Regions from separate parts of the Homo sapiens genome. Here region 1 is linked to region 2. The links are chromatin contacts, found by Hi-C in ENCODE. All regions are on one chromosome and are shown on one strand. The core of a region is the stretch at or near the end of the contact, and the rest is flanking DNA. Distances in the headings are between cores, read along the strand shown.

The links. Hi-C counts contacts between places; a loop is a spot of excess contacts on that map. Pooled maps may share reads with other maps.
Region 1: a loop to region 2 is called in a map with no recorded cell type, with 4 times the contacts of the local background. The contact joins two enhancer-like sites. A Hi-C loop is called at or near these places in 2 of 37 single-sample maps with no recorded cell type and 2 of 50 pooled maps.

What each region holds. Positions count from the first base shown.
Region 1 is chr11:61,060,007-61,066,571 of GRCh38, forward strand. LINC02954 (long intergenic non-protein coding RNA 2954) reads left to right here. Exons shown (of 4, transcript NR_186234.1): 3 at 1,705-1,869. All of the region lies in intron 1 of LOC105369325 (a long non-coding RNA gene), which reads right to left. Among named protein-coding and RNA genes, the nearest start is that of LINC02954, 7.9 kb to the left of the region's middle. RefSeq lists enhancers at 910-2,109, 1,175-1,414, 1,765-2,004. Within about 2 kb of position 1,290, at least 7 of the 41 ENCODE cell types and tissues checked have a DNase peak (open chromatin) inside an H3K27ac peak, as active enhancers do.
Region 2 is chr11:60,192,281-60,199,595 of GRCh38, forward strand. No RefSeq gene overlaps it. Among named protein-coding and RNA genes, the nearest start is that of MS4A6A, 13 kb to the left of the region's middle. RefSeq lists a cis regulatory region at 1,403-1,690 and an enhancer at 3,641-3,720. Within about 2 kb of position 1,536, at least 7 of the 41 ENCODE cell types and tissues checked have a DNase peak (open chromatin) inside an H3K27ac peak, as active enhancers do.

The DNA.
Region 1 (6,565 bases), core at 40-2,539, 870 kb after region 2:
GTCCCAGGGGTGTGATTCCCATTTGGGGTAATAAGTAAATGCTCTTCGTAGCAACTGCATATGAGGTGAACAAATACAGCATGCCAATAGCGGGACCCTATCGACAGATGAAGCCAGGATTCCAGCACTTACTCCCAGAGCCAGTTCTTCATTATTCAAGATACAAGATCAAGGCTGGGTCCAGGTTCTGTTGAGCCTGAAGCCTATACAATTTGGGGGTCCCTCTTTAAAAAATATGATAATACACAAATAAAATTAGATAAAGGGTGCCTGTAATCCCAGCACTTTGGGAGGCCAAGGCGGGTGAATCACTTGAGGTCAGGAGTTTTAGACCAGCCTGGCCAACATGGTGAAACCCTGTCTCTACTAAAAATACAAAAATAAGCCAGACATGGTGGTAGACGCCTATAATTCCAGCTATTCAGGAGGCTGAGGCACAAGAATCTCTTGAACCCGGGAGGCGGAGGTTGCAATGAGCCAAGACCATACCACTGCACTCCAGCCTGGGCGACAGAGCTAGACTCCATCTCAAAAAAAAAAAAAAAAAAAAGATAAATGGCCTTGGGAGGGTCCTAAGACTGACCTTCTCCAGCCTTGTGGTCAGTCTGTCTGGACCTGTCTGCACATCATCCCTTTAATTATTTCCCAAAAGCTCTACATCACAAACGCATTATTGAAGATGAAGAAACGGGGCTCAGAGAGGTAGAGGAATTTGTCCAACCCAGTTGTCCAGGAAAGACCAGGCACAGTGGACTCCAAATCCCATATTCTTCCAGCCACAACATGCATTTCTTGAATAAATGCTAAAAGATGTGGTGGGTAATTGGTATTGATGAATGGAACACAAATTTGGGGCAAGTTTCAGGTTCACCCTATCCACACCCTACCCGACTCCCACCAGAACTCCTGAATATCACAAACATCCTTCCAGGACCCCACACACAAAAAGTCCCAGGTTATAACCATATTAGAGTAATGGAAAATGAGAAAATGGAAAAAACCTCCATCATTCCCAGCAAAGACTCAACAGGGCCCTCATGAAGCTCCACCTTGTTCCCACTGAGGCAGCTTCCGGCAAGTGCCTGTTTGTACAACCAGCGAGAAACACAGCTCTTGCTGATCTTAATTCTTACCCCCACTCGTTCAGTTCTCTTATGATGACAGGCACCTCAATTCAGTTTCGCAGCATCCCAAAACGTGCCGGAGTAGGCTGGGTGAGACTCTCGGGGCTCAAAGTCTATCATTACATCTTGGTTGCGACCACAGAGGGTTTTTTTTTTTCTTTTAAACACCAGCTCAAGGGCAGAAGAATTAGTCAGGGCACAGATCTTCCGGATCGCTACTGTATGGGGACCATAACATCACTGTAAGGCCCCTGTGCTGAGCCACAAACCCCACTTGGAACAAAGAAAACTCCCAGGTACTTTACCAGACACCAATTGCGCCATCCTGTTTGGGACACAGTCATTTGGCACTCCAGGTTCTCAACCCATAGTAATAACGCCTCATGCTTTTGAAACTGAAAAATGCATCCAAAAAAATCTCAGTGACACATCATGACTCATGTCCCATCCCCACCCCCACTCCCACCTCCCTCCCGCCCCACCCTAGGGAGGGGGGCTCGTCCTTTTCATTCACCCCTGATGTGAAACCAGGTTGGTCAGTGCCTGTCAATTTCACTTCCTGTTTCCTTGCTTCCATCAGAGAGCAGAGCTGTGAGGAGGGATAGATATTATGCTGTGGTGCAGCCAGACAAGCCCCACCTTGTTGTGCCTCCAGAAGAAGCACATTCTTGGCCTGGGTGGTAACAATAACATCTGGATGGAAATATCAAGTGGTATCAGGCTTCCAGACCACCATTCATGAAAGGTGCATCCACTTAGTAAGCCTCTATGGAGGCCTCTTCTGGGCCAAGTGTTTGTTCGAAGTTGTGTATGGACAGAAAGATATTCCTCCTCTCAAGGTGCCCACAGTCCAGGGCGTACTGAGAAGCCAACAGATAATGCAGTGAGATGGCTGTGGGGATTGGGGTGTTACAGAATTGGGGTGGGGTGGGGACAGCCTGCTTTCAAGGAGTCTAGGCAGGCATCTCAGAGGTGACAGCCAAGACTAGATGGAGGACAATAATAAGGATGATGACGATGATGACACTGATGAACAATATGTGCAGCGTTTTCTAACACTTTGCATTTGTTAACTCACGTATTCTTCCCAGTCACCCTTATTCCCACTTCATAGAGGAGGGAACTGAGGCATCAGGATGGTGAGTAACTGGCCCAAAGTCACATAGCTGTTACAAGCACTATATGAGGACAAGCTGACCTGCCAAAGACAGCGTAGGGATCAGGACGGAGAAAGTCACAGAGAGGAAAGGGCATGGCATTTATGGAGAGCTGCCAACATCTTGGGGCCACACAGCAAAGGGCAAAAGTGGTCCCAACATGTGGGTGTGTGGCCCACAGACACGCTTTGTTGATGGCCCATATAGTGTTTTAAGATATATATATAAACCAACGCTTGAAAATTAGGCTATTTCATATAAAAACTCAGATTCCCAAAATTATGTTGAACAATCAGGATCTGGAAACATGGAGGCCATATTCTTCCATGGCAATAATCAGAGTTGGGTTGGTTCTCTTTAGATGGGGTGTAGCCTTCACCCTGTTTCCGTACAGCCACTTCCACTGCCTGATGTCCCCTTCATCCAGTCCCATTAATCCACCAACGTGACCTGCCTGGTGTGTGTGAGACAGGGCAGAGTCAGGGCACAGAGCTACAGAACTTGGACTGAAGCGTTTCCAGTAAGAGGAGGGCAGTGGTGATGCAGCCAGACTCCTACTGCGTGGAGATGAGTCCAGCAGCTCCCTGGAAGAGGGACTGCATGGAGCATAAGACTGCAGCAGGGAAGAGGAGGAGAGGATAAAGTACTGTTCATGCAGGATCAGAACCGGGGCAAGTGTGAAGAGGTCCCTCTACTGAACTTCTACGGAGGTTGATTTTACCGGAAATCTTTTCTCTATTTTCTCCCTGGGGCTCAGGATATAAGCTATACTTAGCAAGCAGTACTTTTTCATATGGAAGACTAAGATTCGCAGAGACCCTGCCAAGGCAACTTACATAGAGCCAAAGGAGAAAAATTAGGCAGATGCTCTCGGGGGAGTTAATTTTAAGGCATTACAGCATTTAATACACAGATTCCACTTCAGTGTTAAACCAAACCAGTCGCAGAGGCTTAAAAAACAGTGGCCAGGTCAACCACTTCACTTTACTCCCAGCCCCCAAAACCTCTCCTGCCCACCATGTTTTCAACTTGAAGCCACACTGAACCATGGAGCACTGTTAGGAAGGCTGGAGGTGGGCAGAGGGGACAGCCCGAGATCATGGTGCCACGAGAAGCTTCCCTCCAGTTGGGGAGATGGGGCCAAGCCCCATGGACCACGAGTGAGAAAGACACATCATGTTTCTATTTCACGTGTGCCATTCACGTGCTTAGTTCTGGGACGCTGCAGAGAAGCAGCAGTTACAGACCTGCTGATGGTGTGGTCAGGAAAGAAGCAGGAAAAGGGTGGGGCACGGTGGTGGCTCACGCCTGTAATCCCAGCACTTTGGGAGGCCGAGGCAGGCGGGTCACCTGAGGTCAGGAGTTCAAGACCACCTGGCCAACATGGTGAAACCCTGTCTCTACAAAAATAAAAAATTAGCTAGGCATGATGGCGGGCGCCTGTAGTCCCAGCTACTCGGGAGGCTGAGTCAAGAGAATTGCTTGAATCCGGGAGGCGAAGGTTGCAGTGAGCCGAGATCACGCCACTGCACTCTAGCCTGGGCAACTGATCGAGACTCTGTCTCAAAAAAAAAAAAAAAAAAGCAGGAAAGTAATTTGACAACTAGGAGATCTATGACAACACTTCACTCAGCTGTGGAAAGGTCTTGGGTGTTAGGGTCACATTTGACAATTCTGCCTGTTTGCTGTGTGGCACTGATGCCTGGCTGAGCTTCTCTGTGTCTGTCTCCTCATCTTTTAAATGAGAGCGCTTTGTACACTGGGAAGTGACCTGTGGATGTGAGAGGCCCTGTTGCTATGTGTCCTCTTCATCATTGCTTGCCTATTTTACTATATTTTTTTTTTTGAGACGGAGTCTCGTTCTATTGCCCAAGCTAGAGTACAGTGGCGTGATCTCTGCTCACTGCAACATTCGCCTCCCAGGTTCAAGTGATTCTCCAGCCTCAGCCTCCTGAGTAGCTGGGACTATAGGCACGTGCCACCACATCCAGCCAATTTTTGTAGTTTTAGTAGAGACAGGGTTTTACCATGTTGGCTAGGCTGGCCTCAAACTCCTGACTTCAGGTGATCTGCCTGCCTCGGCCTCCCAAAGTGCTGGGATTACAGGTGTGAGCCACCGCGCCTGGCCACTTGCCTGTTTTTCAATCCAGGGCTGGTCCCCCGGCTGGAAGTCTGCAGAGAGGGTCGAGCCCTCCATCTTTCCTTCTCTCCCTTCCCAAAGTTTCCCAGCTCTGCTGCTATCCCAGGACCCTTTCTTAGGCTATAAAATCCACACGAAGGTGCTATTCAAAAAGATTCCCGCATTTCCTACTTTGAAAGGGCACCCTAAGGAGTGACTAACAGTGATATTTCAGGAGGCACTGGGTGGTCGTGTCTTGAGCGCTCAGATTCTACCCCATGAGCATCTACATTCAATCAAGCCAGAGACCAAGATAAAAGCTAAAAAACCCAACCAAGTTTCCAGGTTTTCATAGTGGTTGGCTCCATGTAGACTGGAATTAGCAAACAGGTTTCAATCCATGTACCAGATCTGATGGTATGAAACACTGATTATGGCCGGACACTGTGGCTCATACCTGTAATCCCAGTACTTTGGGAGGCCAAGGCAGGAGAACTGCTTGAGCCGAGGAGTTTGAGACCAACCTGGGCAACATAGCGAGACCCCGTCTCTACAAAAAAAAATAATAATAATAATAATTAGCTGGACATGGTGGTGTGTGCCTGGGGTGCCAACTACTCGGGAGGATGAGGTGGGAAGATCACTTGAGCCTGGAAGGTTCAGACTGCAGTGAGCTATTATTGTGCCACTGCACTCCAGCCAGAGCAACAGAGTGAGACCTTGTCTCGAAAAAAAAAAAAAAAAAAAGAAAGCAAGAAAGAAAAGAAAAAGAAACACCGATTATGCAGAGAATCAGTCTGAGCCGCGTCTGAACTCAGCAGACACGCATACTATGATGGAGTAGAGATGCTGTCGGGAGCACACAGAGCAGTCATATGCGTGTTGCATATTTGTTACTGTGTAGACAAAACACCTAGGCCAGGGTTGTCCAAGCTTTTGGCTTCCGTGGGCCACACTGGGAGAATTATCTTGGGCCACGCATGAAATACACTGACACGGCAGGGCGCGGTGGCTCATGCTTGTAATCCCAGCACTTTGGGAGGCCAAAGCGGGCGGATCACCTGAGGTCAGGAGTTCAACACCAGCCTAGCCAACATGCAGCCTGGCCGTCTCAACTGAAAATACAAAAAGTAGCTGGGCATGATGGCTGGCGTCTGTAATCCCAGCTACTCGGGAGGCTGAGGCCGGAGAATCCCTTGAACCCAGGAGGCAGAGGTTGCAGTGAGCTGAGATCACGCCACTGCACTCCAGTCTGGCGACAAGAGTGAGATTCCATCTCAAAACAAAACAAAACAAAAAGAAAAGAAAAAAGAAATATACTGACACTAACGATGGCTGATAAGCTAAAAATTCACACACACAAAAATCTCGTAATGTTTTAAGAAAGTTTACAAATTTGTGTTGGGCCACACTCAAAGCCGTCCTGGGATGCGGGTTGGACAAACTTGACCTAGACATTCTGCCTCTCTTCACTTGGGCCCCCCCAGATGTCTGGCCTGCGTAGACCAGCCTCAGTGCACGCAGCTGGAAGGTGCAGTGCCTGTCGGAGGCACCCGTTTCCCCACCAAGGGCCTCATGTTCGCATGCCCACTCCACGTTCACTCCATCATCCATCTCACTCCGTTTTCTATTGAAAGCACCCTGTCACCTTTCGCGTTTCCAACTCAGGAAACAGCAACCACGGAACAGAAGAAAAATCAAGATCCCATTTGCCTTGATGGATTCATTTCGATACAACTTCACTCAAGAGCTCGCCGCTTCCTGATTTCACATTTCACCATCAAAGACGAGGGCCGGGGCAGAGCTGGGGGATGTGGCCCAATCGGCAACATGCGTGGCTGAGCAACAGGTTTCTGCCAGGAGAGGCAACTCTGGGACCGCAGCTTCGGGATCCATTGGCCCATCCCAACAGCTAACAGAGGCAGAACATTCTGGAACATCACCCACCTGTCCCATCCTACAGGCTCCCAAGCCAACTGTGGCAAAGGTGAACCAAAGCCCTGAAAGAACTCGAAGTGAGACAAAGCCAGGCTCTCTGTGCTGAGGGAAGCAAGGCCCAGAGAGGGCAGTGGTGTGGCCACTGTCACACAGCGGGGCTCTGGGTCCAGTCCCTCTCTCTGATTTGGGCACCTCCCCCCTGCAGCAAGCATTGATGACTTCAGGTT
Region 2 (7,315 bases), core at 286-2,785:
CTATCAAAATAGATTGGCTCCCAACTACTTGCTGGCAGCTGAAGGAGGGGTCTGTAGGACATTTAACCTTACTAATTGCTATCTACACATAGATGACCAAGGGCAAGTAGTTGAAGACATAGTTAGAAATATGACAAAACTGGCACATGTGCCCGTGCAAGTGTGGCATGGATATGATCCTGGGGCCATGTTTGGAAAATGGTTCCCAGTGCTAGGAGGATTTAAAACTCTTATAATAGGAGTAATAATAGTAATAGAAACCTGCTTACTGCTCTCTTGTTTGCTACCTGTACTTCTTCAAATGATAAAAAGCTTCATCGCTACCTTAGTTCACCAAAATGCTTCAGCACAAATGTACTATATGAATCACTATTGATCTGTCTTGCAAGAAGACATGGGTAGTGAAAATGAAAGTGAGAACTCCCACTAATGAGTGAGATTCTCAAAGCGGGGGACTAAAGGAGGAGACCACCCCTCATATTGTCTTATGCCCATTTCTGCCTCCAAAGAAAGAAGAAGTAAAAACTAAAAGGCGGAAATGAAATCCACAGGCAGACAGCCCAGCACCACACCCTGGGCCTGGTTAAAGATCGACCCCTGAGCTAACTGGTTATGTTATCTATGGATCCCAGACATTGTATGGAAAAGCACTGTGAATATCCCTGTCCTGTTCCATTCTGATTACTGGTGCATGCAGCCCCCAGTCACATAACCCCTGCTTGCTCAATTGATCACGACCCTCTCACATGGACCCACTTAAAGTTGTAAGCCCTTAAAAGGGACAGGAATTGCTCACTCTGGGAACTTGGTTTTTGGAGACGTGAGTCTTGCTGAAGCTCCCGGCCAAATAAAGCCCTTCCTTCTTTAACTTGGTGTCTGAGGGGTTCTGTCTACAGCTTGTCCTGCTATGTGTCTACTTTGGATACCTCATATGAGAGGAATCACAGAGTATTTGTCTTTTTCTGATGGCTTCTTTTTTTTTTTTGTGATGGCTTCTTTTACTTAGCATGAGATCTCCAAGTCTCATTCTTGTTGTAGCATATGATAGGATTTCCTTCTTCTGTAAGGTTGATTAATGTTTCATTGTATGTATATACCACATTTTCTTTATTCATCCATTAATGTACATTTGGGTTGCTTCCACCTCTTGGCTATTATTAATAATGCTGCAATAAATATGTGTACAAATATCTTTACAAGATCATGTAACTCATAGATACTTATTTCTTTAAAGTTAGTTTTTGGAGATTTATTGTATTCCTTTAGTTGGGCCATGTTTTCTTGCTTCTCTGTATGCCTTGTGATCTTTTATTGAGATTTGTGCATTTGAAAACAACACCAACCTTTTCCAGTCATTACAAACTGACTTTATGTAGTGGAAGACCTTTACGGGTTAGCATAGCTAGAGATTCTGGGGGCCCTTCAAACTTCTTTGGGACATGTATGTGTAATTTCCTAGTAAAAGAGTTTTGCCTGCTTCTTCTTCTTTCTCCCCCTGGTGTCTGCCTGCAGTACTACAATCTCCCTAGTGGTGAAATAGTGTGCCTGCCTTTGTTCTCCGAGGCTCACAACATGCTATTCAACTCTGCACTCTGAGTCAGGCAAGACAGAAACCAGTACCTTGGGTAACCCCCACAAAACCCAGAATGCTGGACTCATGGTCTAGTCCTCTTGCCTCTTTAAAGGAGAATCTGGTGCAGTGGGATAATTAAGTAATCAGAGAGACAGAGAGGTTGGGGAGGAATTATTTAATTTTTTAGGTGCACCAAGCCAGTCAGATTAACATCCAAAGGAATGAGCCCTGAACAAAGAATGTGGTTACCTTTTAAGCATTTTGTGGGGTGGGGGGAGATCTGTGCAGGAGGAAGCATATTACAGAAGTGAGAAACAAAGACAGTTATTTAATTAAGACATGCATTACATCATTTCTTCCTTTTCAAGAAACAACATGTTTTATGACTTGAGATTATCTGTCTAGTGATCTTGCAGCTGCACAGCTAGAAAAACAATGCTTCACCATGCCTGGGAAAGACAGAGATAAGGCTCACTAGCCTCAGAAAGAAAAATAGGCAGTTAATTTTAAAGGACTCCAGCCCTTTCTCTTCCTTAAGGGAAATTGGGGGTTTTTTTTTACATAAAACTGAGTTTTTGCTTACACAGTTTTTAATTTCTTTTAATTCCTGTTCCACTGGAACTTTAATGTTTTCTGTAGATCAAGTCGCATTGTGCCAGGGTGAAAGAGTGGCTGGAATGAGTAAAATGCGACAACAATTTCTCCTCATTTTGATGCATCTTTTCCTGGCTTTGCATTCACCTAAGGTGCTGCAACCTCTTAACTAGTTTCTAGAGTTCTCACAAAGGCATTGTAGTTCATACATTGTTGTCAAGTCAGTCTCTCCATGGGGAAATGAGGGCCTGAGGCTTCCTATTCCACCGTCTTGCTGATGACACTCAAGTCAATTTCCTATTGCTAGAGCCTATTGTGCTGAGAGGTCATCTAGTTATCCCAAGTTTCTGTGTCAGAGCTCAAAAACAGATGCTTATGTTTGACAACAAGGGGTTGGAGAGAAATTTTGGAGTTCCTCTAAGTATACGTACAACTCCCTGTGCACATTATCCATAAAATATCTCTTATTCCTGCAGGTCCATGAGCAAGTCTGTCTCTCTGGCCTTTCTAGTTCCAAGGATCTCTCCTTAGAGAATAAGGAGGCCTTAACTCTTTGGACCCAAAACAATTATTTGTGCTTTTGTTTCCTAGCTAGCCCTGTTTCCCAGGTCCCATCTGCATCTCAGTTTTCGTTACCCACTTTCCAACTCCTCTCCTTCAGGACCAGAAAATCTTCTATTCCCTAAGGACATCTGTGCTTCTCTTAATTATCATGTTATCCCTTCCATTCCATGATACCTCTCGTACCCCATACACTAGGAACTCTTCTCTTTCTATACATCTTTCTGAAGCACATATAAAATCTCTAGTGAGATATTATTCTTTGGATTGCTGGAAAACAAAAGCTAGAAGCTAGTAAGCAGCATCTCCTTTTCCTTTCTCCATTAGTATATTCCTCTATCTCCTTCACTTATCTCTCCCTTTGCATATATTATGTTTTTAAAAACATACCTTTATATGTAATATACAAATATTTATATATACAATTATTTATATATTTAAATGTATTTAAATATACAATTATTTATATAATTAAATGTATTTTCAAATAACATATTTGTGTGTAATACACAAATTATTTATGTATTTAAATATATTTTCAAGTAACTTAAAAATGCATATATATATTCCATGTGTGCCTGTGTGTGTGTGTGTGTGTGTGTGTGTGTGTGTGTGTGTGTGTATATATATATATATATATATATATATATATATATATGCATGTATGTTATTTAGACAATTTGGTGACCCTGTTAGGGGCACAGTGTCTGTGGCTTCAGAGCTGGAGGTAAGGTGGAAATATTTTCATCTTTTTCCAAATATGAGGGAATACTAAGTAGAAAAAAATTAAGATAAAAAATAAATTACTGGAAGTAATCAGCAAGGGTTGAAGCACTTTGCTGCTGGCATAAGGGAAAAAGAATCAACATAGATGACAGCTAGCTAATACAGCACTATGTGATTCCTGAGCCCCATCCAGACGGCGACTTTCCTCCTCTTGATGTCCAGCCCCTCCTGGCCAAGCTGAAAGCATCCATTTAAGAGATGAGAGCAAGTTACCCACTGTGTCTGGTGAAACTGTACCTAGAGTCTGAGAAGGATTAAAACAAGCTATCTTGACCTTTTACTGGGGGAAAATACCACGCTTTGCTGAAATTGACGATGAAAAGATTCAGAAGGGAAACCACAAGGAACTTTCTGAACTGCTTCTTCTGCTAGAAAGAGTGTACTTATTGAAGATGAATTGTTTTCTTAATCTAGTATTATCAGCCTGACAGAGTTATTCACAAGTAGTTAAGTTCCTGGGAATCACATGAGCAGCAGCAATCCCAAGAAACCTGAGTCAGTAAAAAAATAAATTGCTGATCTTGAAGAGATTCAAAGAGGAAGGCAAAAGCATTGTCAGCTTTGTTCAAACTGTATCTCAAATTTAGTTGTTTTTTGTTTTTCTATCCACCAGGCAATCAAAAGGATGTTGCTTTATACATCTTTCCTGTGTTTTTCATACAGTAAACTCAAAATTTAAACCAAGGGACATATTTTAATTAATTAAAAGATTTAAATATTTTCCCTGGAATGTGTACAACTTTGTCTTATTATATTTCTTGTATTTTTTGTTGTGTGAAGAAAAGACATTTGAGCATATATTAAAACTGTCTGGATATTACTATATAAAACATTGGAAAATATCACAAATTAACTTAAATATAAAATAACTGGAATGTGCTAGGGTCTTTTAATAGCTACTTCATGAAACTTAAATAAGGTGACTAAAAATAACAGCATATAAAAATGATAATACTTAAATTTTCTGCTTGGATATTTTAAATTAGAAGTATTGATTTAATTAAGTTACATATGTTGACAAGCTTAAGTAAATTTTAAATATAAAGAAAAATAAAAATGCTAATATTTACATTCATGAGCATCTTTTTAAAGTTGAAGCTCAGCTCTTCCAATTATGATAGAACCAGACTTAATCTTCCACTCTGTACAGTTAAAAAACTGGGTTGGGCCCAGTGGCTCATGCTTCTAATCCCAGCACTTTGGGAGGCTGAAGTGGGAGGATCCTTTGAGCCCAGGATTTCAAGGCTGCAGTGACCTATGACTGTACCACTGCACTTGAACCTGGATGATCTTGTCTCAATAAAATTTTTTAAATCATAAAGAAAACTGGAAAAAAATAAGCACAACTCTTTCCGGACATTGGACAAAGTTAGTGCAGGAATTTCAACATTGACAAGTGAAAAAACAAAGTGAATATAATAATTGCTCTGGTTTTCTGCATGAAGAAACTTTCCATACCATGGTAGGGAGAGAGATTTATTCTGATATTGCTGAATTCATAAGACAAAAACCAGAATTTGAGGGCACTGAAACAGCTGGAATTAATGAGAAGAGAACAATAAAGGGGATAGCTCTCCAGAGACAGAGTTCCAGAAATCTGCAAGTATCCTAAATTTGTTGTCCAATACAAAGCTGTACCTTTATAGGTTGAAATTTTAAAAGTACAGTCAAGGACTAGCCAGGTAGTTGTAAGCTGTATGATTACCAGGGCTCACACAATGCTGGGAGACATTCAAGTTCCAATCAGCTGGAATGCAGAGACTTCCATGAATACTTGGGGGATAGAATAGAGACCTCCAGAAAGGTTATTAATAATAAGTCAATTATTATTAATGCTTTAATAATTAATCTGTTAATAATAAACAAATTATTAGTAAAGCATACCCCCAATTAATAACAATGATAAACCTTCTCATACTGTTTGGCTCTGTGTCCCCACTCAAGTCTCATGTTGAATTGTAATCCCTAATGATGGGGGAGGGACCTGGTGGGAGGTGATCGGATCATGGGAGTGGACTCTCCTTTTGCTGTTCACATAATAGTGAGTTCTCATGAGATCTGGTTGTTTGAAAGTGTGTAGCACTTCCCCCTTCACTCTCTCCTCCTCCTGCTTCCACTGCATAAGACATGCTGGCTTCCCCTTCACCTTCTGCCATGATTGTAAGTTTCCTGAGGCCTCCCCAGCCATGCCTCTTGTAGATCCTGTGAAACTGTGAGTCAATTAAACCTCTTTTCTTTATAAACTACCCAGTGTCAGGTAGTTCTTTATAGCAATGTGAAAAGGGACTAATACACCCTCCCGATCATGCCTTTGTAAAAGTCTCAAAAGAATCAAATTGGTCTTTAAGTTTAATTTCCTGCAAGAAATAAAATGGAATATCTTGTGAAAAAAGAAAAATTTGGGTACTCAATCAAATAAAAATCATAATATCCAGCATCTAATCCCAAATTACTATACATGGCAAGAAACAGAAAAATCACAATAACAAATAGCCAGGAGAAAAATTAATAAAAAAGACCTGTAAATTATAGAGATTACAATAAAAGAGAAGTGCTTTAGAATATTCATTATAAATGTGCATAAGAATTTCAAGAAATACTTGGACACAAAGAGTATAAAAATATAAAAAATCAAATAGAACTTCTAGAGATAAAAGCTACAGTATATGAAATGAATAAATCACTGCCTATGAGTAACAACACATTAAGTTTTCCAGAAGAAAATGTTAGTGAACTGGAAGGTGGAAATAGAATCTCTATAATCTGAAGCAAAGAGTAGGAAAAAAGTCTGGAAACATTAATAAAGCATCAGTGGGACAGTATGAAGTAGTCTAACATGTAATCTGAGTCCAAGAAGAGAGCATGAATTTAAAACATATTTGTATAAATCATTGGAATTTCCAAATTTGATAAAAGTATAAACCCACAGATCCAAACAGCCTAACTAGCCACAAGCTGGATGAAGAAAAATCAAACTACACCAAAGCATAACTTAATTAGGTTGCTAAAAATGAGTAAGAAAGAGAATGTTTTAACAGCAGAGGGGGAAAAGGACTCATTATCACAAAGATAAGGATACTTGCAGACTTCTCATAAGACATTATGTAAGCCAGAAGACAGTCATAAGACATTATTAGAGTACTTGAAGGCAAAAGCTGTCAACATGGGATCCACATCCTTTGAAAATATTAATCAAAACTTAAGGTAAAATAAAGATGTATTCAGACAACAGACAAAAAGATCTGAGAAAATTTAGTACCAGAAAAATCAATACAATGAATGTCAAAGGACGTTCCTCATGTTAACAGAAAATGAAAAAACCTTGCTGAGACATATTAATGAAGGCCTAAATCAATTAAAAAGTATGTTCTGTTAATGGATTAGAATACTTAATATTGTTAAGCTAGCAATTCTTCCCTTATAGACCTATAAATTCAATACCCTCCTAATCAAAATTCAGGAAGGTCTTTTAGGATTGGATATGTTGACATGCTAATTCTAAAATTTACATGAAATAAAGACTTAGAATGGCCAAATCAATTTTAATAATGAAGAAAAATAACATAGATATGTGCTACTATAAAGCTATTATACATTTTAATGATAAAAATTAATAACAAGATACAAACCAAAGAAACAGGAAATTTCCAGTCAAGTATTAAGATAAAATGCATCAATTATTTCAGTAGCCACAGCAGTGGCCTTCAACTCATTTCCTTTTTTTCTGGTTTAATTCATGTTCTTATTAAAGATAAAAGTATATCTCTCTTGAAATCCTTTCCACAGAGTATTGCAAGTTTA